2 separate regions of the Homo sapiens genome follow, and region 2 is linked to region 1. Evidence: read pairs that join two places in POLR2A ChIA-PET (ENCODE). Cell type or tissue: Caco-2. All regions are shown on one strand. Links, peaks and the distances in the headings refer to the core of each region. The heading gives the core; the rest is flanking DNA. Region 1 overlaps VAPB (VAMP associated protein B and C). Region 2 has its middle 5.8 kb from the start of LINC01711.

The links. ChIA-PET counts read pairs that join two places held together with the same protein. Peaks named below come from ENCODE experiments on the same cell type or tissue, not always from the same donor. Only the 100,000 strongest peaks of a DNase experiment are listed, where the experiment ranks them.
Region 2: POLR2A ChIA-PET joins it to region 1 with 10 read pairs; 2 of 35 experiments call an interaction of 5 or more read pairs at or near these places.

Annotation. Positions count from the first base shown.
Region 1 is chr20:58,422,056-58,424,970 of GRCh38, forward strand. All of the region lies in intron 2 of VAPB (VAMP associated protein B and C), which reads left to right. Among named protein-coding and RNA genes, the nearest start is that of VAPB, 34 kb to the left of the region's middle. In Caco-2, for the core only: no CTCF peak of the experiment used is centred there; DNase peaks (open chromatin) are centred at 1,231 and 1,626.
Region 2 is chr20:58,627,537-58,630,451 of GRCh38, forward strand. No RefSeq gene overlaps it. Among named protein-coding and RNA genes, the nearest start is that of LINC01711, 5.8 kb to the right of the region's middle. In Caco-2, for the core only: no CTCF peak of the experiment used is centred there; DNase peaks (open chromatin) are centred at 977 and 1,502.

The sequences.
Region 1 (2,915 bases), core at 258-2,757:
TAAACTTTTTGTGTCAGTGGATTATAATATGTGGGCTTTCCCAAAGAGTTGCTTTAGGCCCTGGCCCCTTGGACCTGTGATTTGAATCCTTTTCTTTGTCCTTTACATGGGTGCTCGTCTCATCTCATTTTTATTGTAGCCCCTTCTGAGGTTTGTGCTTTTTGGATGAGGTCACATGGTAGATAGGGGGTGCAGGGGGCTTTCTGTTTGCATTCACTGGCCCAGAATACTGTGGTTTTGGCCCGTTGCTCCATGATACATACTATCAACTAGAGATGGTTTTGAATTATTTAATCTGGACCTCAGCAAAATAGGTACACTTAAATAGAGATTGAAGAAAGGGAGGTTGGAATTTTTTCCTCCTGAGATTTCAAATGTAAGGAATAAAGAACTTTTTGAATTAACGAATTGTTTTGAGGCAGTGGGGATCTTCCCATTTGTTCTAGCTTTACAAAATTAAATCTATTTTCTGAACTGTACGGTGGGAAAATATTTTTAAGGTACATAATTTCTGAAAATGTCTTTGTGGTAAGCTGTTAGTGGTTGTGGATTTTTTTTTTTTTTTAGTGCTTCAGTTAATAATGAGGGAGTTTTCCATTAATATTCCAAACCATGTTTGCCAGCGGATACAGCAGGTGAAGTGGTAAAATTATGGGCCCATCAAAAATACTTATGCTTCCTGTAATATGATATTAAGTTTAATATTTTTATAACCTTCACTGAATTCTAATTTCACTAAAGTAGCAAGCATGCGTCCATTTGCAGTTCAGTTATGCACATTGGTTGCCTGTGTCCCAAGCAAATTAGAAATGCAAAATATCTGTGTGTGGAGGGGGGCATTGGAAAGAGTCATTAAAGATACCGATATTTAGTTACAGATACACTTTACTAAGTGTACCTTGGGAATTGAAAATGGATTAAAGACAAACACAAAACTCCCAGTGTCTGAATCTGTATTTTAAATTAGAATTCAAAGGATTAAGGAGCAGTATTCATTCCTGACATACAGCCCTTTTCAGCACTCTTTTCAATCACATTTAAAGCATAAAGTTTTTCCAGTAAAATCCTCAGGACAGCCAGGTGCAGTGGCTTATGCCTGTAATCCCAGCACTTTGGGAGGCCGAGGCAGGCGGATCACCTGAGGTTGGGAATTCGAGACCATCCTGACCAACATGGAGAAACCCCGTCTCTACTAAACATACAAAATTAGCCGGGCATGCTGGCACATGCCTGTAATCCCAGCTACTCATGAAGGCTGAGGCAGGAGAATCACTTGAGCCTGGGAGGCGGAGGTTGCAGTGAGCCAAGATCGCGCCATTGCACTCCAGCCTGGGCAACAAGAGAGAAACTCCATCTCACAAAAAAAAAAAAAAAAAAAAAAAAAAAAAAAAAAAGAAAAGAAAAATCCTCAGAGCATGAACATCAGCAGCTCTTCTTGGATGAAAACATTGATCAGTTAATTTAAATGGATAGTATTGTGATTAATAATCCTTTTAAGATTTCCCTGACTCAGTTTAATGTAGCTGTTTGGTGGCCCTGGAGCAGTCAACCAGGAGTGCACCTTTCAGGTGCACTAGGGTATAAACGCACAGAGCCCTTAGACAAAGAAGCCAAACATTTATCCATCAAGCACTGATAGTGGGAGCTGCATTTGGGGAGTTTGAGCTTCTTAACAGCAACATTCTTCTTTGTTTGATTGTTTGCTTTGGAAGTCTCTGATAAGCGAAACTTTTTTATAAGTGGTTTCCATGAACCAGGCTTATTACTCTCAGATAAGAACAACTCACATTCATACTTTAAAAGATGTCTTTAATCTTTTTCAGCAGATGAGAGATTCTGCTTAAACAAAAAGTAGAAAAAAGAAAATTACCAACAAAAATTCAGCTTAATTACGCTTTTAAGGGTTTTTACAAGTTTACTGTAATACTTAGGTTTTTAAGGAAGAATTGTTACTTTTTTTGTGACTATGACACAGTTTATTCTTTACATTTTTAAATATCAAGATCAAGAGGACTTACACATTTTGTCTACCTCAGTTAGCTGAAGGTAACTTCAACTCTGTACAGCATAACTGAGAAGCAAAAAATAAGCAAAGTTTTAAGAAGCCAAAAGTGATTTTCTTTTCACTCATTATGGGTCCTTGCATACTTACACACTTGAGGGCTCTCCAGTCTTGAATCTTGTCTTGTTTATTCTTACCTTAGACTTACTGTTAACCCTGTCCTGGTTGCCAGCTCATCACAGATGAGAATAAAGGGAAAGGGGTACAGAGGTGGCCACGTTGAAAGCGGCCCATGTGACAGTGCATAGCAGACAGTGGACGGGCTGGGCAAGAACACCACCGAGAGCAAGTGCAGGGAGCATTCAGAAATAACAGTGGGGAGCTGGAATTCCTTAAGCCTCGGGGAATTGTTCTCCATGTTTTAGGTGATCAGCCCCAAGAGACACAGCTTGCAGGTTTCATTAAGATGGTATATAATGGGGGTTCATGTCACAACATAAGAGTAATCAGAAAAGGGGTATGTTGTATTCCATTATAAATGTTAGAGGAGATTGAAAAGTATGTTGGATTTTTGAAAAAGATTTACATTTTAAAAGATATTTATAAAAAAGAGTGAATAAGCCTTGTTATTTGGCCAGTGCCTGTATATAGCAGTCCTCATCTTCCATTGATACTGGAGAAAGGAGACCTCACTGTCAGCACATTTGTACTAGTCTCAGCACAAACAAATTAATCAGACTGTGAGGAGTTTGTTTTCTAAGACAGAATACACGAACTGGAAAATCCTGTAGAGAACACAAAGACACTTCAGTGTTAACTGATTTATAAATAAATGCAATTCATTATTTATTTGCTAGACTCAGAGTTCCATCCATGGGCCCCTGAATAGGCAGAGGTCCACCAAGGTGGTCAT
Region 2 (2,915 bases), core at 186-2,685, 210 kb after region 1:
ATGGCATAAGATGACGTTTGTTGTGTGTTTGTCCCCTGCCTGGCGTATCCTCAGAATGTGGTTTGTGATATCTTTATGAACTTGCCAACAGAGGCAACCTGTGCATGCGACATCGCTGGGCGTGCAGAAAAGCCTAGAAAGCTAATCCTAGAAGCTTTTGCTAATGAGCACTTACTGTGTGCTAATGAGCACTTATATGACTTATATGTGCCAGGCAGCATTCTACAAGCCGTGGGTGTCCTGCCACTCAGTGCTCATGACAAGGACTCAATGGGAAGGATTCACCACCATGATGCCCACATGGCTGAAGAAGTGGATCCCCTGAAGGGAAAGCGGCCACCCAGCAGCCCCTGGAGCCGGCGTCCTACTGGGCATGTCAGCTCTGGAACCATGCTCCTCTCACTGTGGTTTTTGCTTCCCTATTGAAGGGCTTTGGGGGCCAGATGAGGGGTTTGGGCTCTATCCTGGCAGGAGGGGAGAAGGGGTGGGCAGCCTCTGAAAGTGTCTGTGGAGACCAGGTCCAGTCTCATTACTGGTGGCCAGTGGGGCAAAGGGCCTTGGGGGCTGTGGAGCAGCCACTATTGCTCCTGTTTCTAGGAACTTCTCTCTCTCTCCCCAACCTCATCACTGAGGAGCATCCTGTCTAGGGTTTCTGGAAGGCTCTCTTCTTACTTCCTTCCAGCCTCATGTCCTGATGGCGTTGTGTGCCAGGGGACTCACGGAATATTGTTTTCCTCTAACGACTCAGACAACTGATGAAATACTTGGTGCCTTGTTCTCCCTAAGACCTGTCCTCCCAAGGGCCTGCTTTCACATGGCTGCCAGGGCCTTCAATGCCGAGTCCGTGTTCCTCGGGGACCATCAACATGTGGAACTTATTTTTAATTTAAAAGAACAACAGACTCCCCAACCCCATTCCCCTCCCCCGCTTGCCTCCCACTGCTGCTCCTGGCTATGCGGTAAACACCAGGCTCTTGCTACCTCTCAGCTTTGCCATCGTGTCCAGCCTGGAAATTCTTGCTGGGCCATTTTCAGGGGCCAAGCCAAGGTCCTGGCCAGACCAAGGAAGCCCATAGGCACTTCAGCCTTCCCCATCTCTGCCCCCTGCATCCCTCTGACTTCTAGGCAAGCTGACCCATGCCACTCCCTTCTCTAGCAGCTGTCCTCTGCCTGTCCTTGGGAGGGCTGTGGGAAAGAACACCATGGCCCAAATCTTTAGATGGTTTGGACAAAAATTAGAGGGGATTCAGTCGAAGAGTACCTGCTGTCCCAGCAAGGCTGAAGCCTCCCAGAGTGTGAGGGTCTCATCCTGCAGACACCACCCCACTCATGGCTGCTCCTGTCCAGACCCTGGGATGCACTGTTTGACTTTGTCCTCATCTCAAGCCCACTTTACTTGTGGAGAAACTGAGACAAAGAGGCTGAGTAACTCGTCCGAAGTCCAGTGGTATAGGCCGGACTTGACCCGAATTCTGACCCCAAAGCCTGGCCCTTGACTGCCCCCTAGCACTGCACTGGCCAGGATTCCATGGTGGCCACTTTCTAATACTGCATCACAGCGCGGGGAGGGGCTCCAGGATCACTTACTTGCTCTTAACCCTGGCGACAAGGATGTGCTTTTGCAGATGTTGGTTTGTTCATGAGAAATTCGAGTCAGATTTGAGGGGGAAAGAGGAAAAGAGAGACACAGTGTGTGTAGAGCCATTATGTCTAATTCAGCCACCAACACACTTCTCTGTGGGCCTCTTCTGGCTCCAGAAGCCCCCTTCCCAGCTGTGATGTCACCAGCCAGCCTCTGCAGATGACAGCCCTGTGATTTATCATCAGCCACCTGCTTTCTCACTGCTGGGGACAGCCAGAGCCCAGAGCAGCCCCCACTGGGCTGGGCAGCAGCTGCCCCCTGCCCCATTGCCGCACTTCCAGGCCTATGAGCTTTTTGAGATTGTTTGCATTTTGGGAAATGCCAGTCATCTCTCCCAAATCTGCAGATAGCAGCATCTCACCATCCAGGGTTGGAGTTTCTAAACAGTCAGATAACCTTGCTCACAGAGAAACAGCCTGAACACCATTTACAGATAGCGACAGGATTTAATGAGATAAAGCCTTGGGCATCCATGAACCAATTTTTACGAGCCGTGATGAAATGGCTGTTTTCTTAATAGATACCCAAACAGAACACAATTCAGGGCTCTGAGAGCTTCAAAGGAACTTCTCAGCTCTAGCCTCTTGAAATTTCGGGCAAAATCCAAACACGTATCAGTCTTACCACCACCATGAAAATGATATGTTTTTGTAAAATTATGTGGGACCTATCTATCTGCCAAGGGAGAGATGGCCCAGATGCTTTTGGGACTCCAAGCCAGTGTCTTCAGCCTTTTCTCACATGATGTGAACACCAAATTCCAGTGCCACTTTCTAGAGGGGAGATTGCAGATGGAAGGCTTGTCCTGGAGAGGTTGAAACAGTGGGAAAGGAAATAAAGAGCATGCTCTCGCTCTTCCTCCAATTCCCTGAACTAGCTGGTTTCCTGAAGACTCCAGTGTGGGTAGACTGTGGCAAGTGGGTGACTGAATACTGACCTAGTCCTTAAAAAGAAAAAACGGTCAAAGGGCACCCTTCCAACCCCCACTGTGTGACAATGACCTCCTCAGAGAGCAGCCTTATGGGCCCCCTTTGAAAGGGCACAGTGACCCCCCTGGTGTCTGTCTGTTCTGCCCTGCTTGGAGAAACGGCTTCCTCCTCTGAGTTCCTAAAACATTTATCATCCCTATGATTTGCCAGGCAATTAGTCATGCCCTGCCTTGAGTATCTCTTCTATTGTTGTATCAAACGGCTGTTTAACCCTTATCAGCAGTGCAGTTTTCAATATCTTGTCTTTCTAACTCGATGTGAGCTTCCAGAGGGCTGTGCAAATG